6 separate regions of the Mus musculus genome follow, and regions 1, 2, 4, 5 and 6 are each linked to region 3. The links are chromatin loops, found by intact Hi-C in ENCODE. Cell type or tissue: left cerebral cortex. All regions are shown on one strand.

Region 1 (5,000 bases), 810 kb after region 3:
CTGTCTAAAGTAAATGCAGGACAAAAAAGAAGCAGAAAGGCCTTCCAGTGACTGTCCCGCCATGTGAAGTTCAGTAATTGATTATAAGGTGAGAAGAAGTCAAATTGAACAACACAGAATAGTGCGTAATTAGCAGGTGTCCTCAAAGCTAGAAAAATGAAATAATATTGGATTTTATATGCTACAGAGAAAGAACAATAAAGTCGTTGATAATAGTATCATCTGATTTCCTCACGAGTTCTGTATGGAGGATGCATTTATTTCCTTCACAGATTTTCTGGAAGATTTATCAAGTAGTTGTGTGTGTGTGTGTGTGTGTGTGTGTGTGTGTGTGTGTGTGTGTGTCTGTGTCTGTGTCTGTGTGTGTGTCTGTGTGTCTGTGTGTTTGTGTCTGTGTGTGTGTGTGTTTAACAAATAAGCAACCATTTTAGAAATGTCATTCTCAACATTTTTCTCAAAATTTTTTCACGAATATATATACCAATAGTCTCTTGCATCAAATGAATGTAGTCATTATGTTTACAACAGTTCTATTTTACTATGGAGAAATAGGTTTTACATTTTCAACCATATGTGATTATGTTGTTTTTTTTATTAAGTATTTTCCTCAATTATATTTCCAATGCTATCACAAAAGTCCCCCACACCTCCCCCACTCTCCTACCCACCCACTCCCACTTTTTGGCCCTGGCATTCCCCTGTACTGGGGCATATAAAGTTTGCCTGTCCAATGGGCCTCTCTTTCCAGTGATGTCCGACTAGGCCATCTTTTGATACATATGCAGCTAGAGACAAGAGCTCCAAGGTACTGGTTAGTTCATAATGTTGCACCTACAGGGGTGCAGATCTCTTTAGCTCCTTGGATACTTTCTCTAGCTCCTCCATTGGGGGCCCTGTGATCCATCCAATAGCTGACTGTGAGCATCCACTTCTGTGTTTGCTAGGCCCCGGCCTAGTCTCACTATGACTATCAAACCCATACAATTCTTCTCTGCTCTTAGTTTTCTCAATATTTCAGTTAAACAACAGGATATCTGTGAAGCCAGGAAAAACAAAACTCTAGAAATTCCCGTACTTATTTGAACTATGAAGTATGTTGCCTAGTTATTTTGTAGAATTTCATCAATATCTAATTTTAATCTTAAAATTTTTGCATAATAATAAAGCTAGATTTCAAGCAACTCTTTAATCTACAAAATTAATTAAAGAAATTGTTGAGAAGCATTAGAAATATCATTACAGTCATAGTCGGAAACTTTCATTTTCATGCATGCAAATTACTAACATTTTGTTCACAATTCACAACAAAGAAAATATGTTTAAATACTAGAACTTTACAAGTCAGGATTCTATATTTGGCATCTTTAATCACAAGAAAATCTCTAGATATTCAACCATATTATATAAGAGAAGTTTGAATAAGTTTGGTAGGACATTTGCTTAGATTAAAAGTTAATTGTACTTTGATAGGTAAAAGGAGGTTAAACTTGGGCCAATTAAAGAACATAGTCACAATACCAAGAATCTATTCGTTTCATGCTAAATATTCATTCTTCAAATTGTATTTCAAATATTGTATCTCAACTTCTTCAAATCCATATATATATTCTCAAATATTTAAAATGTTGTTAATATTTTTATGAAACATTGAACAAAAGTATATTCACCATTATAGACTTTACTGATGCTAGAATTTTATATTATAGTGACACAATGAATTATTGTGATATGTACTATTCAATGTTATTATATAATAAATTACCCAGGAACAAAGCTGTCATTTTAATGTGGATTATGTATTTTGTTGAGTCCTTGCCTCTTCTAATTGTTTTGGTAGCCATGTACCTAACAATGTCATTTTCCATAGTTTCTTCTCCTTTCTATTTGCCTTGTCCATTTTCATAATGATAAGAAATCAATTATGTTAGTTACCATAGGGTTTATATGTGTACTTGTGTTCCCATTATATTTGATATCTTACATGTATTTTGGCTACTTCCTAAGAGTTTTATTAATTTTTGTTAATTGCTCTGCTCCCAAAACAATACAATGATAGATTAATTACCTCTATGTAGGTGAGTAATTACCACCAATATATTTTAAAATGAATATAATGTTTATCTTTGGCTGCTGACTTAAAGATTAGAAGTTATTGCCTGAACTATAAAAAGTCAATTTGATTTATTTGATATAGTCAATAATATCTATTAAGATATTTGTTTTGAAAACTACATATACTTTTCATAATTTTTCCTTCTTTGTTCAGACATTTTTCCATCTCATCAAAAAGAAAAATAGTATTGGGTTTGCCACTTCATGTTTAGGAAGATCTTTAAATTAAAACAAGGGGAAGCTTTTTTAATCGTTTTATCTTATTTTTCCCTTCTTGCATATGGTTTTGTCTCCATAAATGTCTTTATGAATCGTATTGCCACCTACTGGCAGCCTCCAATATAGCAGCCATGATGCATGACTGCAACTGCTGGAAGACTTTGTAAATACTACTTTTGGAAATATAATCCAGTTCTTTCTCTAACATGTATATGACATAATGGTACAAATTACATATATATTATCTTATTCATTTCCATTAATGATGTACAGCCTTCGAGACCATTATTTTATTTAATTACATGGAACTAACTTATTTTTCAGGTCCTTTCTTCTCTGATGTTTTACTTTTAAAAAAATCTTGTTTGTTCATAAATAACAATGGGTTTTCCTTCGTTGTATTCAATAAAATGATGATTATACAAAATAATGACTTAAACGTTAATTACCTCTTGCTTTTTTTTTTACTTTATTTATTTATTTTTATTTTGAATCATCAGGAATGCATAATATTGAAACATCACCTTGGAGAAAAAAATTAAATAAAAACAATAGTTTTCCAGACAAAGATAAAATCTTAACTCCAAAATGATGAATTTTATGCATATTATTTAGAGCCATAAAAATATGAGTGTGTCTCTGAACATTTCTATGGCCATAGAAAACCCTATAGGCATGTTAGTTGAATGAATAGGTGAATAATACCTAAGTATAAACATGTATAAGAAGGAACTTACTAAAGATTGCATTGCTCTCAACACACATATGAACAATATAAATAAAACATATAAAGGGATTATATTCATCTGTAGATTTAGCCCAATAAAATCGGCACTATTTAATCAGGTAGTGAAGTTATGTAAGAAAGCAAATGGTGTGTGTGTGTGTGTGTGTGTGCGCGCGCATACGCTGCCTTCTATAATGTTTTATCATTGTATTTTATAACTCCTTTCCCTTGCCCTGATATTAAGAACTTCAAGATCATGGGTGTTATAAGAATAGTTCAAAATTATTAATTTAAAGTTTGTTTCTGAGTTGATTATTTTTTAATGTTATTCTGTCTGTGCATAAGTTCTTGGGTCTCCACTCAGACAATGGCAGAGGCCGAATGACTTAAATTTCCAAAGTGTGATTCCAACAGTTCTAGAAGCCAACAGCCCAAGATGAAGTTGTTATAATTTTGGTATCTTCTGAGGCTGACCTTCTTAACTTCTAAATAGCTTCTTGCTGGGTTCTCATCTAGTCTTTATTCTGTGTGCACATCCCTCCGATGTCTTTCTCTCTATATATTGACAACTAGCAAAATACCAGAATACATCAGTTTCTTTACTAAGTTTCTTTTATCTTATCGCCTTATTGTCCCTGTTCACAAAAAGTCAAATTCTGTGGTATTAGAAAAAAAGGTTATCAATAAATGATGAGGAGAGGATGGAATTCATTCTGCAATAAAACATGTCCAAATTCTATAAGCACTGTGATATATTTTGTATTGTATATCATATTTTCTAGAATGCAAAGAATATTATCAGATGACACAATATACATTAATAATTATAATATGATAAATATTTTCACTGATCACAGAATCAATAATGTCAGACAGTATAAAGCATATGAACTAGTTTATCTTAGTAAATTTAGAAATGAGGACCTATATGACATATTTGGAACTCTAAAACCATGTCTTTTAAATTCTTATTTTTACCATGAATAATTTTTGTGAAGTTGAGAAAGATAGATCCTGAGAGTTAAGAATTATTAAGTTGAGCCTTTTCCACGTCTGGTATAACTATCTTTTAAAGAAACTAAGTTCATAAGTCAGCTATGGTCCTTTAGTCATTTTAGAATTAACCACAAATTCATGGCCAGTGCATGACAAAGATCAAACTGTAACCCAATCCCTTCCTATACTTAAAGGCTATATTTATCTAAATTATCTCTTCATTTCTTCAGCTTAAAATCTGACATTGGATAGCATTTAGTAGACATAGTTATGTTCTACTAAATGCCCATTGTAGCATACTATATTTCATATTTCTTTGCTAAAGTACTTTTTTAGAAAGAATTGATGTTAGTAACTCTACCTTAAGACACATAGAGTAGCCTACATTGCAAAGTCTAGAGAGATGTATTTATTAGCGTCCTTTAAAAAAAAAGTCTGGGTAAGCCTTGGAAAAATTTTCATTCATTTATTCATTCATCCACATCCCAGAATGTTGCCCACTGCCCCCCCCCCTCCCTGCGCCTCCACACAGAGTTCTTCCACCTCTCCCCCTCCTCTTCACCTCTGAAAAGTTGCCTCCAACTTGGGTATGCTGCTTCCATGGTCTAGCAATCCTTCAGTCTTTGCTTCATTTTTGTCCCTGCATTTCTTTTAAACAGGAGCAATTTGGGGCCAAAGGTTTTGTATGTGGTTTGGAGTCCCTATCCCTCTACTGGGGGTTGTGCCTGACTACTGGAGGTAGTCTCTTCAGGTTTTATATCTCAAATGTTAGGTATTTCAGGTAAGATCACACACATTCAGTCCTGGGAGCCTCCCCCTCCCCCCCAGGTCTCAGGGAATTTCTAGAGGTTTCCTCCACTTCCAGCCCCCATCCCTGGCAGCTGCACATTTCTATTCATTCCTGGTCCTCTGGGACTCTCTCCTATCTCTCGAATACCTGATCCAG
Region 2 (5,000 bases), 230 kb before region 3:
ATCTTAAGGCTACAAAATCTCCCTGGTTGAAGAAACCTGTAGAGCCCATATGCCAAGTGTGAACTTACTGGGGACATTCCTAAGAAGACATTTTTGTAGGTAGAGAGACCTTGAAAGGCCCTCAGAGACTCATTATCTTCATCTCCTTGACTGTCATTTTGTCCTTAAGAGATAGGCACAGAGTGCTAGCCAGACCCAGGCATTCCTGGATTTCTAAGGGGCCACAAACAGGACTGCAAAGTTCTTACAGCATTTTTTTAGCTATACAAATTAAAATTGAAGCTTATTCTTGACATCTTGTGAGACAATCCACATTCAAGTTCTCTTTCAACTCCCCACTGAAGACACAATTAAGTTTCCTTAAGGATAGATAGATAGATAGATAGATAGATAGATAGATAGATAGATAGATGATAAGTAGATTGATAGATTGATGTATATCTATATAGAGATAATGTTAGGTAGAGTCTAACTAGCTATAAATCAAGTAATATCAGATAGTGTTAAAATTTTAGCTCAAACTAGAAGTTTCATATGGTAACAGTTTTTAGCTCCATACTTTGCTTTTGTGAATGCAACTTCAACACTTTAGTCCCCCAAAGAAATAGTATCGCTCAAATATGACTAACTTGGGAATTTGAGATGTAATAGAGTGGAGTACTTGCACTTACCCAACAGAACTCCCAGTGAACTATCATGATTGGCAAGCTTTCATGTTACATTTAGAGATAATTCATTATGAATTACCTATTAATTTCTACATCAACTGCCTGTGTGTTATCGGATGCATCGGATGAATTGGTTGAATGGAACAATTTTCTGTAATCCTGAACTACCCTCAGTTCTTGTTATTCATGGTGACTTAGAAAGATGGGCAAACTCTCCATTACTTGTTGTCTGATCTGTAAAGAAATCAAACAGTGCTGACTCTTCTTTTAAAGAACTTGGAAAACACCAAACATTGTCTTGAAGAGTTAGGAAAGAATTCTTCAAACCTAGCTAATATAATATGCCAGTGGTTCTTAACTTATGGGTTGCAATATACTGCGTATCGGGTAATTTTTTGTACATTTGACAGTTTCTCCTCCCTCCTGTCCACCCTGTCGCTTCATCTCACCCACCCTTCCCCCACACCTCCTCTCTTCCCTTCATCCATCCCCCCTCTGTCTCTTCAGAAAAGGGCCAACCTTAATGGAAATCAACCAGCCATGGCAGATCAAGTTCCAATAAGGCCAGGTACCTCCTAATCTATTAAGGCTAGAGAGGTTAACCCAGTAGGGGGAAGATAAAGGGTCCCAAAGGCAGGCAAAAGAGTCTGAGACAACTTCTCCCCCACAAGAAGATCAAGCTTTACAAGTGTAATATATTTACAGAGGGCCTAGGTGGGTCTCATGCAGGCTCCCTGGTTGCTGGTTCAATCTCTTTGAGCCTCTAAGAGCCCAGGTTCATTGATTCTGTAGGTTTTCTGGTGGGGTCCTTGACCTCTCCGCCCCCTACAATACTTTCTCCCCTTTTATGTGGGACTCCCCAAGTTCTGCCTCATGTTTGGCTGTGGTTCTCATCAGCTGCTGGGTGACTCTTCCCTAATGGCAATTGGCTAGGCACCAATCTGTAAGTAAAGCAGAATTTTATTGGGAGTCTTTCATTGCCTTTTTTTTCGAGGGGGGGCAGTCATATATTTGCATTATGTCTCCTAACGATAGTAAAAATTATAGTTATGAAGTAGCAACTAAATAATTTTGTGGTTGGGGATCACAACAACATGAGGAACTGTATTAAGGGGTCACAGCCTTAGGAAGGTTGAGAACCACTGCCATTTGGAAAGGTGTGTCGCTTTGTCCATTATGAATTGTCGCTTTAGTGTATGGTTGGCGATTCTGCTTCTAAGGGAGGAATTGGGGGAGAGTGACTTCCTCATTTGAGTCATCCCCTCCCAATCAGTCTGCACACGGCAATTTGCTCCTTAGTTGCTGCTAAACTGTGGCAGCCTGCTGTGCCTGCTGTCTTGATGCCTCAATTACAGCGGGAGAACAAGACGTTATTATCAATCACTAGATGCTGAAGCACTGACAGAGCCCCAAAAGGAAGTAAATCCAAGGAAATAGAAGGGAAGACAAGAAGACAACCGCACAGAGAGCAAGGGGGTAGGGCATGCAGGAAACAGAGATGAAATGACTTTCTGGAGGAGAGCAAAGACATGTAAAAACAAAAGCAAAAACAAATAAATCACCAAAAATACACTCCGGGATCAAATTTTATTTCCAGCAGGCACTTTTGGAAGATTTGGCACATTTGGTTAATATTGATGAACTAACCCTACAGAAACTGGGAGACACAATGTGAGGCTGTGATTTAGTTTCCACTACTCAGTAGTCACTATGTGACTAAATTGACTTTCAAGCAACAAAATGGAAAGGAATCAAGGACAGTTCAGAGAATTTGCCAGCCTCTATCCAGAGTTTTTTTGGTCTCATTCTGTCTCAATGTCTCATGCTGTCTTGGTTCATTGTCTATTGCTAATAAAACAATACAACAGGCTTGGCAAGTTTTAATATAGAGTGGCTTCATCTGCTCCATGTCCTAGAAGTGTAAATAAACAGGGAGCATTTGGGTATAGATTTTTTTTATAGGTAGTACAATGAGACGACTCAGGCACTCCTCTAAGGCAATAGGAACTCCTTTATGTCTCATCAGGGTTTCTCCCTCTTGCTAAATTATCAGCAGTAAGTAAAGGGGCTCCATTGTTCTGGCCTTATCTATTACAAATTTATTCTAAAAGGCATGCTCTCTAGCCACTGTAGTGAGGTTAAGTTTGTGTTCTAATGTCTTGAAATGAGTATTCAACATCTACATGAACTTTGGAGGGAACAAATCATATTGAAACATGAGCCAAGGGAAACATGCACCAGTGGTTCTAATGGGGGATCAAGGATGGAAGTGTGAACAGTCTTCTCATTGCAGACACTTAACACAGGGTGGCGCTGTTCAGTTACCCAGCCTCACTCACTGCCTTTGAGAAGCACTTTTCAGCACATTCCTTTCTAAAAGAATTTGAACTCCAGAATTTTCTCTTTTTTAGTGCTCCAGTTTAAGAACTATTTTTTTGTTTTGCAATATCTTTCACATCGTTGCTCTCTGCTAGCTCATAGGCAGTTAGAAATAAAAATGATAATACAAAAACAAGACAGAAACCAACTGTGGGATGTACAGACATTGAGGCCAAACAGTGTATATGTAAATGATTGACCTGCACCATAATGTTTGTTGCAGCTTGGATCTTAAATATAGCCCATGGTTCAAGTACAAAAGCCTTGGTCTTCAGCTCCCAATGGTGTTAGGAATTAGGGTCTAGTTGCAGAAGATGATTGCTCCCATGGTGCCCTGGAAAGCTTATTAGAGTCCTAGCTCCTTCCTCTCTTTCTTAATGTCTGTCTGCCATGACATGAGCACTTGTTCTCTCTTACAGTCTCTACCTCGCCATCCTGTTTATCAGCAGGTCCACAGTGCCATGGATAAGCAAGTATGGAAATTAATCTCTGAAATCATGAATCAAAAGGGGCATCTGTTACTATTAACTTGCCGTTTTCACAGGAACGGGATACTAAAAACAACAACAAAAATTAATAATAATTCCATAGATATAAAACAGATGGAATGAATAAAAATGCCATCGTATCTCCTTGGGTTCCACACTCACATATTCAAACAACTAGGAATAGAAAATATTCTTTAGGAAATTTAAATTGCATCTGTACCAACTTTGAACATGAATTTTTAATTGTCCCTTTGACCTAAATAATGTAACACAGATATTTAGATTGCATTAACATTACATTACAAACAATCTACACATTGCTTAAAATGCACAGGAGAGTCTTATGTAAGGCATTTATATGCACATTTTTATATCCACTAGGATCCTAGAAATCGTTTCCTTTAGATGCTGATGGGCAAGTATATAGTAAGCACTTATAATAGGAGTTTCTTTTAAATTATTTTTTTCTTAAGATATACTAATTGTACACACTGAGTTTTCATTATGACATTTTCATATAAGTATATGTTGATTCTATTTACTCCTCTAATTATCTTCTCTTGTTCCCCTCACTCATGCTGTTCCTCCCCCATTCCTATTAGTCTTCTTTATACTGCTATAGTTTTTGTTGTTGTTGTAGTATTTATCATTGTTGGTTTTGTAGCTAATGAGGTTTTTTTTTTTTTTAAACTGATTTACCTGAGTGTGGGTGAGAAGTTAGCAAAAGTATGAACAGTTTACCAGTTACCAGGCGTAACCTAGCAGCTACACCATTGAAGAACATCCATTCTTCTTTCTCAACAGCCATTAGCTGTCAATAGCTCTTCCGGGAAGAAGCGTTCCCCATCCATGATGGAATGTTGACTGGCCCATTTTTAAATGCTTTATCATAGCTGCTCTTTTGTTTTGATGTTTTTACTTTTAGTGCAACAGCAACACGGTGCCTACAAAGCAGTAGTTCGAAACACTCTTCCCTTTCCAGTTGGCTCACACATTCTAAATGGTCCTTCTTCCATGATCTTCTCTGAACTTTGGATAGAGTGATATGGTTGTCCCATTTGGGGCTTAAAATTGAATGGTCACTTATTCTTGGTACTTTGACTAATTATCGGTCTCTACAAGAACCCTGGCAAAGTGTGAAAGAAGCTTGCTTAGCCAAAGCAGAGGGCAGTACTAAAATATGTTCACAAGCAAAAAATATCGGAAGACAATTTGGTGAGTACAAATTATTCATCTAGAAAACAACATTGGCAACTTCTTTTGCAGAGTCTCTCTCTTGCAGGGTCTCAGACTTTCGATATTTGAACAGGCTCACAGTACCTAATATCGATATTTCTTGAGGCATAGATCTTTAGTCCAAAGAAAAAACAGTTAGTTACCCCCATTGCATTCATGCATTGGGCTAGGTCTGAAGATTGGTGAGGGTATGGGCAAGGTAGAGTCAAATGGACAGACTTACTGGGCT
Region 3 (5,000 bases):
AGCGGCTTCTGTCCTCTGGCAACTGAGACAGACTGTTAAAACTGCTCTAGGAACGAAGGGAGGCAGCCTGGAAATGGGCCCCAATGGATAGAGCTGGGTAATCCTTCACTCCCAAAGCTCTGCTCTGCAGAGGAGAGGGCACTGCAGGAGGCGCACTTCCAGCCTAGGATTCGCTGAGTCTTCAGTCACCGTGCCTTTAGAACTACAATCTTTTCCTTTAAAAGCACACTGACATTCCACGGAGAAGTTTGCACAACATCAGCGCAATCATTCCGGGGAGAAGCGAATGTGAGGGTTTGTGACTTGCGAGACCCTGCAGCAGCAGGCGCGCTCCTGCAGGAAAGCGCCCAGCTGGTGGCTTGGACCAGAGCCTGCGGGGTGCTGAAAGAACCGCCATCAGGTCTGAAAGCGGAACCTCTCCCCTCTTGGCAGTTCCGAGTGAAGCAAAACCTGTTTTTCGACGGGGCCAACTGAAAATAAATTCCAGCGCAACCGCATGAAAAGGGTAACAGCTATGTGCTGCAGTCCGGGGGTGGAAGTGTAGATGACAACCTCAGAGGCAGGTGTGAGAGGGTTAAAGCCAACACCGGAGATGGGCGTGTGGATTCCCACATTTCACAAACTGGCCCTCTTCCCATGGGTTCTAAAGTGCCCTTCCCCCATCCTATACTGGGTTTCCAGAAAAAGTGAGACTACATACACTGTGCAAGAGTAGAGGTGCCTGGTGCTCACATCCCGAGTGTTTTCGCCCTGCCCCACCTGCCTTAAAATCCAGCTCTACTCGGGCTTTAGGGTCCCCGCCCCCAGAGCCTGAGATTGGTCACTGATATTTTTTTCCCAGCCTCAGAAACAGTGAGTTGATTACCTCACCCAGAAATGTAACTTTGATATAGAGATATGGAGAATCAACCTTCTCCCACTCTGACACCCACCCCTCTCCCCAACAACACAAAGCGGCGGCTCCCAAGCCCTGGGGATCCCAGGCTCCTGTTGCCCTTACTCTCTCCTCTTCCCTGGAAGGATTCCGAGCGTTTGAATACTCCTCTGTGGCTTCAACTCGCCAACAACTGAAGGGGTGTACAGAAATAAAAGATGGGAAAAGAAAGTGAGACCTGTTTTAACCCCTCCTAAATGTAAAACTTAAAAAGAGAGAGAAGAAAAAACAGGCAGAAACCAGAATAACAAGGAGTAGTTTAACCCCCAACTATCCAGGACACAGTGGGAAATCAAAACTTCAAAGGATTAGATCCTCAGGCTCCGCAGGGAAAAGTGCCTGCCGCTTGAATGAATGACTGGGAGCGCATAGCGGGCTGGGCAGGACCAAGGAATGGCAGCCAGCAGGCCAGCTGGCGGACCACGGGCCAGGGATGTCCCCTGGGGGTGAGAAAAGGGGTTCCCCACAAGATATTCTGGTTGGTGGGAATTTTGTCGTTTTTCTTTGAGGACTCTCTGTAGAAGTGAGAACTGAGGCGCTACCACTGGGTGTGGAAACCAAGAAATCCCTCGCTTTAAGGCTCGCAAACCTGACTGCTAACCCAGTCCACGCTGCGTGACTCGGCTGCCATCAACCCTACACTAGCTACCCACTAGACAATGCAGCTTCTATTTCAGTATTATTATTATTAAAAAAAAAAAGATAGTCAAAACCCTCCTTATCCCCTGCCATTCCTCCCAGGTCTTCACATTATGACCAAGAGGAAGTTACTTAGGGGATTTATCGTGACAAAGTGCCAGCAGTTATTTCACCTCAAAGCCCAGCGAAAGGAAACTGCTCTGAGTGCAGTGAATTGTACTTTGATACCAAGAGACTGGAGGGACGGTGCGGGGGAGAGAGTTCAGCAGATCTTGCCGGGGGGGGGGGGGTCCTGCACCCTCAAGCTAAGCCTCACCCAAAGTTCCTGGAGATGTGCTTAGTTTTCAATCTCGCTGCCCAAACCTGAGCAGACCAGTCAAGCCTAAAACGTGTGACACAGGTGACTGTTCCCAGGGACAGATCTGTGTCCCCCGCGCGCCTTTATGGCTCCCATACTTTGCTAAGCACACGCTAGAGCGCACAGCCCCAGGCCTCCCGGGGAACCGCCCCCGGTCCGCAACAACCACTACAGTGGGGCTGTTCAGAGGCCAAAAGCTTACCTGGTCTGAGGACCGCGGCGGAGATCAAGAGGCAGAAAACCAGACGGCAAGAAGGGGACACCTTAGATGCCATATTCCTCCTCCTAGAAGGCCACCGACAAAGTCCACGCCGCAGGAGGGGGCGTCGTCCCCGGGCCCACGGGGCCCGCTCGCTTGTGGGTCTCGCCTTAGGGGGACAGCGACTTTTTTCCAAGACACACGGTCCCCCGGGGACTGTGGCGCTGCGCCGTCGGGTCTGTGCCACACGCAACTTTCCTCCACGCGGAACCCGCAACTCCTCCCTCCCCCCCTCCACACCCTTCCTCAGTGTCTCTGGCAGCTACTCCCAGGACGGGCGACCCTCTTATTCCAGGAGACGCTTCAGTAGTCAGTCAAGGTAGACGCGGTTTCTTTTTGGATGCTGTCTTCTAGTAGTTTCTCTTCTTGCAAAGGAGAGGATAAGAAGAGTGATGAGAGTTGCACCGTGCACGGATCACCGGGAGCAGAGAAGGGTCGGCGGGGCAGCGCCGCGGGGTCCCGACGGTGGGTCTCCTCAGGTGGCAGCCGAGGCAGAGGCTGTAGCGGCGGCAGCTGGAGCAGTGGCGGCGGCCGCGGGCTCCGGCTGCTCTGAGTGGAGGACGGGAAGGCGTGTGTAAGCTGCCTGTCTCCTCCTCCCGCTCCTCCCGCTCCTCCTGCTCCTCCCGCTCCTCTCTCCCGCCCAGCTTCCTCGGCGGCAGCGCGGAGCAGGTGGTTGGAGCGCCGATCCGCAGCCTAGAGGCGCTGCAGGACCAAGTCGGAGACTGAGCAGAGCTGGCGGCCCCTGGTGGGAGAAGAGCCTGATGCCCCAGCCCCCGCGCTCTGGTGGGCGGGGCTGACATCGACTCCGCCTCCCACAGGACACGCTGGCCAATGAAGAGCGGGATCGAGAGTAGGGGGCGTGACGGGCTGGATTCGCCAGTGTCTGGCTCTTACCAGGGGATTCTCAGCGCCCCAAAGACATAGGATCTGAGATCTTTTGCTGTCCTCCCAGCCTGGCCACATAGCTGTCTTCTTGCACTCCGAAGCCCAGTCCACTGGCTCACTCCTTAGGGATTTTTCTTCTCGACGAGGGTACCGCCTTCACCTTCTGTAGAGTTGTTGGGGCGAAGAGCTCACCTTGGGTCCTCTTGGACTAGGACTGAGGAGGTGGAAAAGATGGAGATTCTCCACCCGGAGGCTCACGGAAACAGCTACTGGTGGTTGAGAGTAATTTCCCCCACTTTGAAGAGAAGGTTACTCCTTCTCGAATTCGCCGTTCTTCTGTTCCCCTAGTCCTGGCTGGCGTACACTTTATCAAAGCAAATCATTTAATCAACTATCCAGTACCGAAAAGCAGAAGAGATTTTTGTGCTCCCCCTTCGCCCCCATCTCCTTCCCGGTGAGAATTAGGACTCTAGACCATAACACACGTCGCCACACTGATTTTCAAAACGTTCTTTAAAGAAAAAAAAAGTCACGTTTACTTTTAATTAGGTGACGATTTGAAGTTACAAAACAAAATCCAGAGTTACTCAGATTAAAAACCTACGCCTCCTGGTCCTTTCCAGAAAGCCAGGCATCCAGCAGATGGACGGGGCTTCTCAGGCAATTTCAAAAGCTTGAACCACCTCCTAGGCGTAGCATCGGGAAGCCGTGTCGCTTTCAGTTCATGCAGAAAGCATAAAGGAATATTTTCCTCTAAAACACCAGGGTGGAGCTGTTGGGACCGTAAGTGGCTCTAACTCAAGATTGCAGGATCACAACTCTTAATGCCCTCAGCATAATAAAATCCTGGTCCCTGAACCACCTCGCAAGGGCATGAAATAGTCTTTGGTGCATCACAGGGTCACCCCCTGTGTGAAGCCAGTCTCCAGCAGGGAATGCTAACTAGCCTCACGGGACTTTGTCTTCAAAAGATTGGGAACCACCAGCTACTTGCAAGTGGATATGGGGGGTGTCTAAGTGTGCAGGCAGAAGCTTCGTACAGACACACACACACACACACACACACACACACACACACGAATGCGCAAGCGCACAGACAAACACAGACACGGATCTTTGAATCCCTTTCCTTTCGTGCTTGAAATTATTAAACTCTGTCTTCAGCTGTGATTTTCCCCCCAGCGCCTCCCTGTCTTGTTCTCCTCGCTTTTACAGTATTGTAGGATAGATCTCTTATATTTTTCCTCCGAAAATCCTTTTTCCCACATGGTTTTAACATTTACATTTCATTTGCATCTTATGAATCAACAGGAAGGCTAAATGCTAGGGGCAAATGCCTGTTAACTCTGCATTTGGTGCACAGAGCTAAACTGCTGGCACGCTCATGGGAACCTACAAGATTCCTTTAGGGAATTTTTCTTCAAACTGCAGCCAGCCTAAAATAGAGTGTTTGGGAATAAATCACTCTAATTGTGTTTCTTCTGAATCTTCAGATTATCTGACTATTTTGAGGTGAAACCTAACATAGCATATCGTTGCTAAATAAATAAATAAATAAATGGCAAAGATGGCATGTCAGATCCTGGCTTTTACAGTGTCTGACGAGCATATCTAAGCCTCTCTAAGCCCCACTCACTATCTTCACTTTTGAAAGGGGATATCCGTTGTTGAGGACTCATTGGATTGATTATTCTGAGTAAATGAGATCTCCTAGGTCACTGGCCAGCCACAGCAGCAGGTGCTGGCCTTTTGGGAAATGGAACCTAGAGAAAACACTGATTTGCACTCGGTGAGTGACCTTGCTCAAAAGTCAACCTCTCACAATTAAATTGTGATGGCGCGTTAGCAAACCACTGTTCAAGGCACATCAAAATAAAAGAAAAATTACAGACATTAGCATGCACCTCATCCTAAGCACAATTCTA
Region 4 (5,000 bases), 150 kb after region 3:
TAGCCTCGGTAATCATGTCAGGCCTGGGGACTTCCCCTGTGGGAGCTGGATTCCACGTTGGACCTGTCGCTAGACCTTCTTTTCTTCAGGCGCCTCTCCATTTCCATCCCTCCAGTTCTTTCAGACAGGAACAATTATGGGTCAGAATTTTGTCACTGCTTTTATATATCATAGGAGTTGATGCTTTAAGGCTGAAAACAATTGGCACCATTATCTTCAGATACAAGCATTGACACATTTGATGTGAGAAATAAAAGGTAAAGCTAGAAAGGAAATAAAGTGATGGGGAGAGAAATGGTGGGATATTTGCAGAGGAAAGGAATGGCCATGGTATATTTGGTCCATGTTCTTAATGATTTCATACCTAATTGGCAGCTGGCATGCCTGCCCTGCTTCTGATGGGGACAGTCATCAGCACCCACAGGTGCCTCTCTCACAGCAGGTGAAGCTGACTCCCTCATTTTTGCTCTAGCTCTTCCTCCACATGATCTTTCTCTGAAGAAAGATTGCAGTCCTCCCACCCCAGTGTAGAAGGAGGGTCTCCTGACAAAGGTTTGCCATACATTTTTATACTAATTTGGATAGATTTCATGTTGTCATCACATAATGGAGGCAAGGAGAGCCAAAATGAGTGAAAATTTGAGCAGTCAGCAAACCCTCCGGTGCTCAGTTCTTAACATTTATGAGATGAAGCCATTTTCTGCATCCCCTCTGACCTGATACAGTGTCATGAATTTAGATTATATGTCAATTATCTGAATTTACTTCCCTGTGTGCTCTCCATTGAATATGAATGTGAATTTTAATTTAAAACTTTCTTTTTTTATGCACAAGAAGACTTCCCATAAGAGCTATGCTGTAACCACCATTCTGGGCTATTTCGTACGCACCAAACATCTTGTCTTTCCAAGGTCGCCTGTTGCACTCCTTCACTGGAAATGAAGTGGGATGTATGGTTCTGGTTAATCAAATTTCATGCTTGGCTGCCTCCATCTTATGGCCTCTTTGCTAATTGATCAAGTTTTCAATTAAAATCTTCCATCTTTGTTTTAGTCCTTTGTTAAGGTTTTTACTCCATTAGATGATTTCACGAGATGGAAGCTGCTGCAAGTCTCTATTAGCATCCTATTTGATGTGGCCCGTGCAGAGCAGCTAGGAACTGGAAGAACACTGTCTTGTTTCTTGTTGACATCATCCTGCTTCTCAGGGTGAATTGTTTTTCCTTGGACTCTTTGCTGCATTCAGAGTTAAGCATTTTGAACTATTTGTCTAGGGGCGGATTAATTCAGTGCGTTTGTTACCAGGTTGTTTGTTTCGGAGCCCTCTTTGTGCACTTTTCAGCAGTCTAGCTCAGTAGCAATTAAGCAAATTAGGAAGGATAGCCTCTCAAGCAGCAAGAAAAAAAATGGCTGTAGTTAATAAATGGAAAGTGTGTGATGCTTGCTTTTAGGTAGGGTGCTTCTCTGTGAAGTCCTTCTAATGAGCTTTAGAATTACTTGATTACCAACCCATTTTATTGTTTCTATAGATCAGTTAGTGCTAACACATCAAACATATGTAGCTGCACACCTTACTGATTATCCTCATTTATACTTGATAAGGAAATCTTCACCTCCAAAACTTCAGTCAATCAATTCTGCCTTGAAATTCACTAATGTATAGTGGATTCAAATATAGTAGTTATTAAGATCAATACTTATAAAAATGGAAAATGTAGTGACTAGATCCATATAAATAAAATTTGCACGTTGAAAAAAAATAATCCTTAATTTGAAAATGAGGGAAAACCGACAGTGTCAGCCCCAAGGGAGAAAGTCAGACACTGCTTCATCGAGGACTTTTGTAACGCATCACAGGCAGGATTAACTGTTTACTGTTTAGAGCTTTCAGAATTTGAAAATCTCAGTTTATGATAATCTCCCAGTAAAGTGTGAGAAGACCCAGAAAATATTCCCTTTCAAGAGGAAAACTTACTTTAACTTGTATTTCTGTATCTTAAATCCCCTGGTGTTGAGAGTGGACCTGAGTTTCTTGCCATTTGTCCTGAAGCCTGCAGTTGTTGCTGGAGACTTAGGTTTAGGGGACCATTACGTTTTACAATGAACAATAATTTTAGTTAAAATTTATTCCTTTTTAGCTCCTTTAGTTGACATGTGATGTGATGTTTTGCTTGTTTCATGGATCAAAAAAATGTCAAAGATAAAATTTTTAATGGCAGATATGACTAGTATGCATGGTGTGTGTGCTAATAAGCACATTAAACCTCCATGAAAATTTGAAAGGAAAAACATCAACTTGTGAGAAATATTTTGAGCCATGTTCAGCATGCACAGTCAACACTATGAGAATTGTAGGCCAGTGTGCACTTGGTGGTGTTTTCTGGAAAGGACATAGAAATTGTTTAAAGAGGAATCTTGGGAACTATTTTAAAACATCCCTGTATTTTCAGAAGACAATATACTGGAAAAAAAAGTAACATTTCCCCAAGAGTATGACTTCCTATTTTATAAAAATAGTTTTAATTCTGCAGAAATAAAACCCTTTAACTATTCTAGTGGTTGCTTGTCTTATAAAACTCAGTTTGTTTAAAAAAATGTATGATGTATTGTAGGTGATACAATTTGAAATCTACCATATCATATATTCAAAACCAATTTTATCTAAGAATACAAACTTTCAGAGGGATAAGTATCCTCTGCAATATTCCATTGTTTCTAAGACAGGTGTTCTCACTCTGAGGGATTAGATGGATCACTTGGGGAGACTTCTTAAGGCTCATATCAACAGACTTTCAGCATTACCTAGAAAATTATATTATTACAAGATCTCCCAAGTTCCCCACATTCCTTATCACTCTGGTGAAGAAAACTCATAAATCCTCTACAGGCAATTCTTACAAAGGTCCTCTGAATGTACAAGAAAATAAAAACAAACAAATAAAAAGCAGATGGTTTTAATAGGTTAAGATGTTGGCTTCTGAGAAAGATGTTGAATTTTACTCAAGATTTCATAACCACAGAGAACTCTCTTACTGATTATGGATTACATAGCCCAGACTGTGGAGTGCCTCTTCTTACAGCTCATTTCCTAGCTGAAGTTTGACAGTTGAGGAGTGTTTACATATGGACAGTTCACTTCCTTCATGAAAGTAGTAATTGTTAACTTACCCATGCTTTAGTGATGGGCCTGCACTCATGCACATAAAGACAACATTGATTGAACTCAATGAGTTATGAAAATAGGACATGAAGTTTGGAGTGGGACATGGCAGGGGTCAAAAAATTGAAGGAGACCTGGGAGTGTCTATGACCATAAAAATTGTATACCTGTACAAGATTCTCAATGAATAGATGAAAAATATATGTACCATATTTGACTTTGTGTGTGCACATATGTGTGCAGAGGTAGCATTTCTGGAAATGTGATAATGGCTCGTCATTATAGACTATAGACCCCACTTCAATGATTTTGACAACATTATTTATTAGTCTAGGTTTTGGTAGTTAATCAGTGTTTTTATTTTTAGTTGTCTAAGTATAAATTTAAGACAAGTAAGACTTCAACATGCACATAGCCCAACTGATGAGTTTATCATAATTAACAAAAAAACGAGATGTTGTCCAAATATGCTTTCCAGTCTATGCAATGACACATGGCTGATGGTGAATGGTATTACTAGCATTTGCAGGGTCTTTTATATTATAAAATTTTTATTTTCTATATATGGGTATTCTGCATGAATGAACATCTGTACCCACTTGTAGCCAGTACCTACAGAGGTCAGATAGAACACCTGAAACTAGAGTACCAGATAGTAGTGAAACACCATGTGGATGCTGGAAATCAAATCTGGGTCCTTCGAAAGAGCAGCCAGGGTTTTGCATTTATAAAGCAATGCCTTACACTTATTTGGCCACACACTATGTAACAAGCCCCATTTTAAAGAAGGGAGTCAGTACTCACTGGAGATCATAGATAACTACTCTAATGAAATCATAACACAGCACATTATGATTCCAAAGCCTTTGTCTTTCTACTGCATGCAACTGCCTGCTATATTATTTCTACCCAGAACACTTTACAAGTTATGAATTTAGAAGAATACTGCAGACTTTTCTCCAGAGTTTTATTCCCAATATACTATCACATCATCTCTCAACATCCTAAAGGAGTGAGTACTAACATCAATATTTTACAATTGAAAATGCAGTGTTTTAGAAGTTCTTTTAAATCCAGACTCTTTCTGAAATTTGGAGAAGGCTCACCTTATATAAGATCACACTTTCTTGTTTACTACAAAAGGAATATATGATGTATGATAGGTGTTATAGGAAGAACAATAATTGTAATACTAAGATAATTGTGCTCAAAAACTGATCATGTAACTCTATGTCTTTCTTTATCTAAAACTAAGTTATGCAATAAATTTCCTGCATCTACCTATCTATCATGTATCTATCATCTATTTCTATCTGTAGTATTTTAAATGTCTTAATGTGATCCTATTTTACAACAACATACTAGAGAAATGACATTTATAGAGATTTTCCATTTTAAAAAGACAAATTCAATTGAGAGAGAATTTTTATTTCTTAAAATTGGGACCCTTTGGAATTATATGCCATTATCTAAGGCATACATCAGAGTTTAGTTTTGGGAAACCCCAAAGAGATCAACATTCACAGAAGTTCAACGCTTTCATATAAAATGATAAAGCATCTACATGTAGTTTACACTTTTCCTCTTAAGAAACATTAAGCAACTTCAGTCTACTTAATGAGACTAGTGCAATGTAAAAATTTTAAATATTTGTTATATTGTTTTGTCTAGTGAATGCAGGCAAGAAAATGCCTGCACATGTTCAGGCACTTTCCAAAAATGTAAAACAATATTGATATAAGTTAGGGCTAATTCATGGATCTGGAACTGACATATAGGACCAGCTTACTATGCATGAATAGGTATATAACTCACCTTAAACAGGTAGATATGTAAAGTCT
Region 5 (5,000 bases), 1.1 Mb before region 3:
AAGTATTATTGTCATCAAGGGTTACAGGCTGTGTGTTTCTGCCCTGAACTATAGGAAACCCAGTATCTGGCTGGCAAACGTCTGCATGGGCACTCACTGGTCATTATCACGAGGACCAATTTTCATCTATTATTATTGCTGTTACAATGTTTCTTCCTCAGTTAGCTGCAGTTACGCCTCCAGTGTTTTTGAATGTTATTGCTTAATCTTTACTTTTTTATGAATTTAGAAATTACAAGAGAAATCAATGGAAAAGAAAGCGGTTTAGCCACTAGGTGAGGTTAGTGTCTACTTGGCCTTCTTGAGAACCACTTTTAAAACGTATAAGCTTCCACCACATACACAAATAAATTTGTACTTTGGAGAAAAGGACTTTATTCAGCATTGTTTGTGAATTGTGATACCCTCTCTTTCAACATTGCGTGCACACCATTCTCAAACAAAAACATTCTCAAACAAAAATTTCTGTGCAGTTGGTCACCATGATACTGTGGAGGGAAGAGGGGGGATAGCCTAATACTATGTTCACAAAAAAAATATGAAGCATATTTGTTCTCTAAACATTTTTGTTACTGCTGAAATATTGGAGCCACACGCTAATTTTTCCTTCCATAATAACCTCCTATAAAGTACTAGAAACTTCCAGCACTTGGTTCTTTAGAAAATGGGTACTAACAAGGTAACAAGGTTGTATTTGTTCTGTGTTGTTTTGTTGTATCTTTTAATTGTTGAGGATGCTAATCTGAAGAATGGGAAAGCATCTTCTACCCCTGGGGATGAGGCTGTTCTTAGACTGAATTTAGACTAATCAAACGCTAGAGCCAATAGCTTGTCAGAAATGCCAAGTATGCTTAGGTACTCCGATTGCCTTATATCCCCTAAATCTCTATAGTCTATGTCATACCTTAAGGTCTGCTTTTCAAATCATTAGCCAGAAAAGATTAACGAGACAAAATGTTTTAGATAGGTCCTCACCAAAATTTGTTATGGAAATATAAAAGAATACTACAGAATTCATTGTATATCATAATAATTGGACAACTTTTATTGATTTTCCTCTTGAATGGTTTCATAAATGTGTGCAATACATTCAGTTTTCCCCGTTAACACACGAGATTCAGGGAGATTGACTGATTCGTCTGTCCAGATCTACTGAAGTTGAAGCGGCTTTCCTCTATGGGCTATGCTATGATCGATTCATAATTCTCACAGATGAACTACAGTACCAGCCTAGGAAACAGTGGCCCAAGAAAGAAAAAAACACTCTAAGGAAAATTGTGATGATGAAGAGTGAAACATTTGGGAAAGAATATTCAAGTTTTCTGAAACAGAAACAGCTGGTGACATGGTTATAATATGTTATGTGAAAGTGCATAAAGGGCTCACTTACCAAAGGTAGCTAGAAGTCAAAACATACTAGATACTTCCACTGCCACCTCTAGCTATAAATTGCCTATGAGTATGGTGACCTCTGCTTTTAGGTCACCTGGAGTTGATATTTTCCATTCCTTGGGAAACACTTCCCTAAACACCTCTATTTTAGTTTGGGAGAGAGTTCCAGAAAATCACTCTGTACATCAATTCAGTCTCCCTCTTTGTCACCTGCCCTCTATAAACAACTTCCTGTTTCATATCATATCATCGCTGACTGTTATCATTGTTTGTCAAAAAAACAAAACAAAACAAAAACCAGATTTTCCTGTTTTCTCATGAGTTTAACAATCCTTCACTATGACATTTGATTCATGTCACTGTGGTCCTTGTAACTTACACTCTGAGGTCTATTTGCCATTGCTGATCCAAGTGGTGATGACTCTCAGGGAATCTGTACGATCCCTGATGGCAGACCTGAGTACAAAGGTAAATGCTGAGGATGCTCGTGCAGAGTAGAAATACCCTTCCCTTAGGTCTCTGGGACATCAGGAAAGATGTTTTACCTTTAAAGATGTACTGTTAACAGCCTCCATTCAGCTTGGACAGGACCAGCTTCCACTGTCAGAGTGTTCTCAAGCTGATGGTTTTGCCTATTTATTTATGCTTCCGGACAAAAAGAATAGATCCATAGATGTTTAGCGATTGAATTAATCATTCCATTAATGAAAACAGTTCACATTCACGTTTATTTCAAGACAATTACACACACACACACACACACACACACACACACACACACACACACAGGCCCAGATACAGAGAATGCACTTGCATCTATATTACACTTGCTTATATATAGGGAGGAGAAAGAGGAGGAGGAAGAAGAGAAGGAGGAGGAGGTTTTAAAAAATCATACTTCTTATTCTCATGTCCCTCGATAGTTTCATTAAATTGTACTATTTACAACTATAGCATGCCTAAAATATCACTTGAAAGATGTAGTATTTTGTTTTCCTCCAAACTGACGAGGAAACCAGAAGCTCTCTGGTTCCCCAGATATATTGGAGAAAATCACATTTCTTTATAACAAATGATTCTAGCAACAGAATCAGCAAACTCCAACGGTACTTAGATGTTGCTTTTTCCATACACTAGGGGGCACTCGTGATTTATTCAACGCTACTCTTAGACTTTTATTAAAAATTCAGTGTTGCCAGCAACTTTTTACCTTTGAATGGGCAGGATGGAGTAACAACCAAATGTTCAAAAGATTGCGTTTAAGCAGAGAATGGTTAAAATATAGTCTCTGTAGCACCCAGAAGGAGAGAAGTGTCTATTGTCTACCTTTTTAGGTTAATACTATTCCCATCCTGAAGTTGTACTGAGTTCAAAGTTATTACTGTGTTACAGCAGATTCGGGCTGAAATTTGTTAAAGAAGAGATAGGTGATTAAACACCACATTTGTATGTACAGTTTTTCCTGTTGACTCTTATTTTATTTTTCTTTCTTTCTTTCTTTCTTTTTTTTGGGGGGGGGGCGGGAGCTTCTGTAGAAGGACAGGGTTTTTAATGATCAAAAACACGTGTATGTAGGCTACTAGAAGAAACTAATCGGGCTCTATTCATTTAGATTTAACGAGGTGGGATAAAAAGAAGTTATAACACAAGGGCAGAACAAATACCCAAGACCTTCATCAGCAAAGTTCAAAATATTAGAGAAGAAGCCCTAATTATGTGTATAATGTGTGCTCTGAAGCTTTGACAGAGGAGGGCGAAATTAACAGCAAAGGCAGAACCCACAGAAGGAAATGGAAAGAAGCTCCAATGTTTGCTGTGAAGGCTTGAAACCAAAGAAGCTACCAATTAAAAGCACTGACAGTAATTCCATGAGGTGTGACTAAGATAGCTGAAGCAACACTAACCAGAGGTCATAGTACAATCTACTTTGCGTGTATGTTTTTTTCATCATCGGTTGTTTTTAAAAATGTGTTTCACACTTCCCTAAAGCTTAGCATTAGTTTAAAGGAAGGAAGACTACTTAAAATTTTTTTCTTTTACTCATTTAATCTTCAATCAGGTTTTCCTGCCACCCAAATGAAGCTGTTGATTCTATCTTCATGGAGCCAAGAGTGATGACTGTCTCCTGTACTTCAGGGAACACTGCCTAATAGTGGACAAGGTCAGTTGTACTTTTTGCTTTTGTGACCCCTTAAAGAAAATGAGTCACAGTAGCCTTGCAAACCTGCCTGATCTGTACCACATGCTCTCAGCTGTCACTAGTAAAGCAAAGGCGAGCTGCAGATTAGACAGACACACAGCCATATTTAGCAGACACACAGCCGTGCTAGGCTGAGTGCTTGTGGGAGATAATAACTACTCACGGCAGCGCTGCCTCCAGGTTTGTCTCCTCCTGAATCCCATGCCACCTTCTTGCTCTCTTCTAAATTAGTTTCTCCTAAGCCCAATAAGCCTCCTTTGACCTGAAGTCATTCCTTTTGCTATCTGGTTTCTACTCCTACCCAGATGACTAGATTACTTGCTGACTTCAGGCCTTTTCCTGTCAGCTTCAGGAGATAGTGGCTGTTCAATGACAGGAATGTTTATAACTGTTTGTACACATCTCCTAACCTGGAAAGAAGGATGTAGCAGCTTACATAATAGAAATTTAGAAATGTATGTATATATATATATATATATATATATATATATATATATATACACACACACACACACACATATAAAGATTTATATGTTAAAGCTATACATATGTATATATAATAAAGCTGGTTATCTATATCTATCTATATCTGTAACTGTACCTATATCTACTTGCAAACAAATTAATAACTGAAGAATGGCTTGATAGAATCAAATAGTATTAAAATTTTGAGTTATTAAGTATTTACTGCTTTCCTGTCTCCATCTGCACCTGGGAGCTAAGGCAATTCCACAACCCTCTGTACACAGGCCCTCCAGGAGAGAGCTGGTCTCCCAGGAGTGAGAGCACTCCTGTGATCAGACGTGAGATCTCTGCTTTCTCTCCAATAATTGTCCAAAGTGGGATGAGCCAGCAGTGCACAGGGCACAGGAACAGTGGAACAGCTGAGACACGATCCTTCCATACTCCATCTGCACGCAGGAGCTAAGGTTATTCCACAGCCCTCGATACCCAAACACTGTCCAGGAGAGAGTTGGTCTTGCCAGGAGTGCTGACACAGGCTTAAAGGCCCACAGGAAGGACAAGCTACAGTCAGAGACAGCAAGACCAACTAACACCAGAGATAACCAAATGGTGAAAGGCAAGAGCAAGAACCTTACCAACAGAAAACAAGGCTACTTGGCATCATCAGAACCAGTTCTCCCACCACAGCCAGTCCTGGATAACACAACACACTGGAAAAGCAAGATTTTAATTAAAAAATCACATATCATAATGCTAATAGAAGACTTTGGGAAGTACATAAATAACTTCCTTAAAGAAATGCAGGAGAACGCAGGTAAACACGTAGATGCCCTTAAAGAGGAAGCACAAAAATCCCTCGAAGGAATTACAGGAAAACACAACCAAACAGGTGAAGAAACTAAACAAAACAATCTAGGATCTAAAAATGGAAATAGAAAAAAAA
Region 6 (5,000 bases), 1.6 Mb before region 3:
AAGCCTCCTGCTGCACGAATATTTTAGTGTGATTGGACAGGGAAAATCCTGTCACATGCACTTGCCATTACGTTTTATATTTAAAAAAAAATTGGCATAGGTGCAATATGCAACACTGCATTGGGGAGCAGAAACATAGACTATGATTGTTTATTAGGGGAAAACCAACTTAATCATTTGGCTTCTGTTTGGTATCATATGCTAAATAGCGAGGCAAAAATAAATACCCTTCACATATCTGCATTAAATATTGTCTTAGAATACTGTTAACATAACACAGCAATAAAGAAGGAAGTATTTCCCTAAGGAGCATTTCAGAGACGTTTCTACAAGCTTGCTTTTCCTTGCTAGGGTTTCATTCATTTAGCTTTATGGTTTCCAGAGTTCTGGAGTCTTGCTTCCTTCTCCAGCTTTTGCCTGGTCTTTATTTGTGTTATAGCTAATAGTTGTCCTCTTATCTATTTTCAAAGCTTCCCCATTTCATATTGTTCCTTTGTGAGATAGCTCTGACCCTGCTATACCGGAGGCTAGATGATGGGGGGAGGGGGGGGTTACAGCAGTTTTGTACAAGAGAATATAATTTCTATGCAATCTCTATCTTCACACCTGAACATTGATATAGACTCCTAAAAATGGTGTAAGATCCTTACCTCATGTATGTTTAAAAGTCTCTTTTAGAGTGGCCACACACACAAAAAAAATCATGAAGATATGGGAAAGCTGTTTTGAAGAGCTGTTCTAAATTTTCCCTGAACATGCCATTTTAAAACTTATAAAAGACAGAAAACTGTCACCGATTCAGCTTGGGTTTGATGTTTGTCCTCTGTCTTTTTTTGTCATGTTACCCCGGAGTCCTTGGCTTTAACAAGGCCCACTTTTCCCAAGATATGATCGTGCAGACTGCAGGTGCCCTGTAGCTCTGATTCCCCAGAGTTCCACGACAGCTCTGGTCGCTGGATGCCTGTGACACAGGCGAAGCTGAGTCCACAACTCCGGAGAGAATGCTGATTCCTGGATGGGTGACAAGGCATGCCGAGCCTTTGGGGACAGCTGAAGCAGGACTATACAAATGAAGGACAGCCCTGCTGTGGAAGGACAGGGAGGAAGCAGATGTGAGGGCAAGATTCAGGTGACAACCTGGACATTGGAGACACGGGGCACTACGGAACGGGGAGGGAAATCAGCTGGCATTTGACAGTCTGTGCAGAGGCGAGACCTGAGTGGAGGTGGTAGACACGGAGGCTTTCAAAGATTTCTGACCTTCTGCCTGCCAGCTTGGAATTAAATTTCTTGATGGAGCGGGAGGAGGGCAGCGGTGGAAGAGGCAGCTGCCAAGAGATTCCTGACCTGGCAACAGGAAAAAGGGATGCTGCTGCCGCCACCCGAGGTGCAGGGGCCAGGTACCGGTAGTCGGTAGATACGACACAAAGGACTCGGTGCCCTAGTTTGAACTGCTTGAGTGGTCTGGGGTGGCTTTTCTGAAGACAGTAGAAATTGTACAGCAATATAAGGGACAATATTGTGAAATTTAATGGTTTTTGGATCGAGCTTTTAGGTTGGCATATGGAAACAGTGAGCTTTGTCCTGTCCAAGAAGCATTATAATCCATTGTGGTAAGATTGATGATACTTACAAAAAGTGACATCAATATTGTCATCTTTTCAATTAAAAAAACAAAAAACAAACCAAACAAACAAAAAACACAACAACAACAACAACAACAACAACAACAACAACAACAACAACAACAACAACAACAACAACAACAACAACAACAACCAGCGATCTTGGGATTCAGTTACAGCCTCCTCTGTGCGGAAGACTTTTTTCCCAGGTGCTAGTACCAGTGGCTGGGCAAACACGGCTGGTTTTGGCAGGCAGTGCTGTTGCCTATGTCACAAAAATCCACTAGATGGCGCTGTTACTCAGGGCTTTGTGTTAGAGAAGCAGGGCTGTGCCTTTTGTGCCAAGGGGAAAACCAACTTCAGGAGAGGTGGATAATACTGTGTGGATTTGAATAAGACCTTTTCACCTGGCATTTTTATCGAAAAACAGAGACTCCGTATGTTGTGGTATTTGGTTGCTATTTCCCTTTCTGATTTTGAGCAGAAGCGACTGAATTAAATGTCTTCTCATGGCACTAAAGCAGCCCAGCTTTTATCCTCACATTCTTAATTGTCCCTCGCAATATCGCTTTTCAGCGGTATAATGAGGGTCGTGTCTTAGAAAATTTAGAAAATCACTGTACTCTGTGTGCTATATGTGGACTCCAAATGTTTCTCACGGTCTCTCTTCCAAGCCCCAGAGAACTTCAAAATGTCGTTTCTAATTTCTTTAGGGAAAATGTTGTAACGCTAACTTTAACCAGCAATAGACTCTGAGATTCATGCTCCAGCCCGAGGACAAATGTTGCTATGCATGTCATGTTGTTAAGATGCTAGACACACTCACTTGTTTTCCTGTTTAATTTATGTTTTCCCTGATTAACCATTGGATGCAAGTATAGAGTGAAGTTTTTGGTGATTTACATAAAATTAAAACAATAAAAATGCATTTATAAGTAAGTGTTTCTTGAAACATAGTTATAAGATTTAAGTGAACATACTAGACTACAAATCATAATCGGTAATAAGGAATGGCAAGAGTATTACATCAAAATTAAAATATCGTATACAATATATATTAAAAACAGAATCGGGGGCCAGTGAGATGAATCCTTGGGTAGAGGCCCTTACTGCGATATCTCAGAATCTGAACTACTCCTGGAGTCCATGACGTAGAGGAGGCATTAACTCCTGCCAGTCGTCCTCTGATATCTCATACTGTGCCACATGCATGCACACACGTGTGCACATATGCAAATACAAAAACATATTTTAAAATCAAATTAAGGCTGTAATTGAATGGGTGGTATAAAGTAAGTTAAGCCATTCATATATATATATATTTGAGCCTCATATATAACCACTTAACATTTGTGTCCAACAGTGCCAGAGCCAGCTGACCTCAGAACTAGGACTACATCAATCTGCTCTCTCCTCAGCTGTCACACCTCAGGATTTAGAGCTACAGAGCCCCGGAACTCTAGCCGAGTGCCAGCATCCACTAAGGGCTCATGCCAACTTTCTCTGACTCACGTGGGGATGAGAGGTTCCACAGCAAAGCTGCCGTACATCTTGAGACTTCGGGGATCGTTTACTACTTCCTCCTTTTTCTCCATCTCCTTTCCCACCCGTTTTTAAATTTTCTTTGCTTTCCTTCTCCGTCCTTCAGTTCCCTTTCTAGTCCCCCCCTTTCTGCCTGACTCCCTGTTCTGTTTCCCAGATGTGCGGCAATCACGTTAGAGAGACGCATGGTCACTTCTCTACTCCTCTCCAGTCACTCATAGCAAATGGCTGCCAGCCATGCAGCTTTGGACAGCACATGCTTCCAATTCGCTGTAGCTGGGGTGGTCAGAAGTGTGAAGAACCCGTCCCCGACCTTTCCCAGTTTCAGGGCCATGCTCCCTCTACAGCATCAGTTCACAACCTGTGGGTCACAACTTCTTTGGGCGGTTGAATGACCTTTCCACAGGGGTCTCCTAAGACCATCAGAGAACACAGATACTTACATTAAGATGCGTAACAATAGTAAAATTGCAGTTATGAAGTGGCAACGAAATGATTTTATGGCTGGGGTCACCACAACATAGGGTATTAGAGGATCGCGGCATTAAGAAGGTTGAGAACCGTTGCTCTATACATTCCTGGAGGACTTCATTCTTTGTGGGACCGAGGTCCAGAGCCTTCTTCCTGGCATCCTTTTGCTCCCCTCCTCTCCCTTCAAAGCCAGCACTGTAGCATCCCGAAAGGTCTTTCTTGATGAGAGCACAGCATCATCTGCCTTCCATGTCACAGTTCCCTCTGCCCACCTCTTGGGACAATTTGACTACATTTAGGATCCACTTAAATAATGTGAGTTAGCATCTCTTCAAGATCCTTCACCCAGTCACACCTACAAAGTTCCCTTTGCTGTGGAAGTTAACATTAAACCTTCCAGGGACCAGACCTTGTTGTGTCTTTGGATACATCCCTGAAGCTATCCAGATTTCAGTTTTCTTACCAAATGGTGTTATTTTTATTTATTCATTTAAAAAAATTTTTTTTCAGACAGAGCTTTTAAAGTGTTTAACACAGTGCCTGGCAAAGAGTGACCATTCTAAACTAATTTAAGTGCTAATAAAACTATCTATGATGAAGTCTAGTCACCATAAAGAACATCTAGTTTTTCATCTCCCATTAACCTTTATGGTATCATGGTGGGATCTCCATTCTCTACCGAATTCTTATGCAAAGTCAGTAGACTCCTAAGCTGCTCTGTTTAAAGGCCAGTCCTTGAATTCCCTTTTAGAAGTGTTGATTCTCTCTTCCCACTCTCTTTAAAGCCAATCTTATCATTGTGTTCTCCTTTAGTGTGTGTGCCTTAAACTCTAGAATATCCTGGAATATTTGATAGATGGTAATTAGTCAGAGTGGCATGCAAAAGTAACTGTGGAGCCTGGGCCATATTTTACAGTAATTTGAAGGTCTTGGATTCAAGGATTTGGGTACTGATTTCAAGAACAATGAAATAACATGGGAAAGTTTTGCATTGTTGTGCCTCCATTTGGGCTACTTTGCAAAAATATGATACACATTCCATCTATCATATAAATGACAGAACATTGTTTCTTACATGTCTGGAAGCTGGGGTTCTGTGACCAGGCTGCTCCTGTGGTTGACTTTCTTTTGTGGCCACACATAATAGGGAAAGGCTGAGGAATAAGGGCACCACTTCCAATCCACGAACCTACCCTCATGACAGCTTCTTCCCTCTCCAGAGCCTGTCTCCTAATTTCATCGCTTCGGTGGTTACAGATACAGCAGATAGATTGTGGCGCTCCAGTTCATTGTGGTGGTGTCATCAGGGAAGGCCAGTCCTCTTTCTTGTCTGAAAGATCTACACCTGGTAAACTCTTCCTT

Evidence for each region. A loop is a pair of places that touch in the nucleus more often than their neighbours do. Peaks named below come from ENCODE experiments on the same cell type or tissue, not always from the same donor. Only the 100,000 strongest peaks of a DNase experiment are listed, where the experiment ranks them.
Region 1: a loop joins it to region 3, with 9 times the contacts of the local background. A loop is called at or near these places in 11 of 42 quality-filtered maps.
Region 2: it touches region 3 in a loop (2.5-fold over the local background); 5 of 42 quality-filtered maps call a loop at or near these places.
Region 4: a loop joins it to region 3, with 2.2 times the contacts of the local background. A loop is called at or near these places in 2 of 42 quality-filtered maps.
Region 5: a loop joins it to region 3, with 4 times the contacts of the local background. A loop is called at or near these places in 3 of 42 quality-filtered maps.
Region 6: a loop joins it to region 3, with 6 times the contacts of the local background. A loop is called at or near these places in 2 of 42 quality-filtered maps.

Annotation. Positions count from the first base shown.
Region 1 is chr16:53,263,877-53,268,876 of GRCm38, forward strand. No RefSeq gene overlaps it. Among named protein-coding and RNA genes, the nearest start is that of Gm25723, 320 kb to the left of the region's middle. In left cerebral cortex, a CTCF peak has its summit at 2,448 (motif pointing left); a DNase peak (open chromatin) is centred at 2,440.
Region 2 is chr16:52,216,257-52,221,256 of GRCm38, forward strand. No RefSeq gene overlaps it. Among named protein-coding and RNA genes, the nearest start is that of Gm32597, 110 kb to the right of the region's middle. In left cerebral cortex, a CTCF peak has its summit at 2,972 (motif pointing right); a DNase peak (open chromatin) is centred at 2,966.
Region 3 is chr16:52,450,260-52,455,259 of GRCm38, forward strand. It overlaps Alcam (activated leukocyte cell adhesion molecule), which reads right to left and starts at 2,822. Exons shown (of 16, transcript NM_009655.3): 1 at 2,134-2,822. The coding sequence starts at 2,206. In left cerebral cortex, CTCF peaks have their summits at 114, 1,362, 2,904 (motif pointing left) and 3,840; DNase peaks (open chromatin) are centred at 170, 367, 554, 1,375 and 7 more places; H3K4me3 peaks cover 4,602 bases; H3K27ac peaks cover 4,297 bases.
Region 4 is chr16:52,600,298-52,605,297 of GRCm38, forward strand. No RefSeq gene overlaps it. Among named protein-coding and RNA genes, the nearest start is that of Alcam, 150 kb to the left of the region's middle. In left cerebral cortex, no CTCF peak of the experiment used is centred here; no DNase peak of the experiment used is centred here.
Region 5 is chr16:51,313,212-51,318,211 of GRCm38, forward strand. No RefSeq gene overlaps it. Among named protein-coding and RNA genes, the nearest start is that of Gm32431, 260 kb to the left of the region's middle. In left cerebral cortex, a CTCF peak has its summit at 2,534 (motif pointing right); DNase peaks (open chromatin) are centred at 2,543 and 3,691.
Region 6 is chr16:50,839,981-50,844,980 of GRCm38, forward strand. No RefSeq gene overlaps it. Among named protein-coding and RNA genes, the nearest start is that of 1700116B05Rik, 59 kb to the left of the region's middle. In left cerebral cortex, a CTCF peak has its summit at 1,922 (motif pointing right); DNase peaks (open chromatin) are centred at 1,014, 1,201, 1,928 and 3,104; H3K4me3 peaks cover 575 bases; H3K27ac peaks cover 527 bases.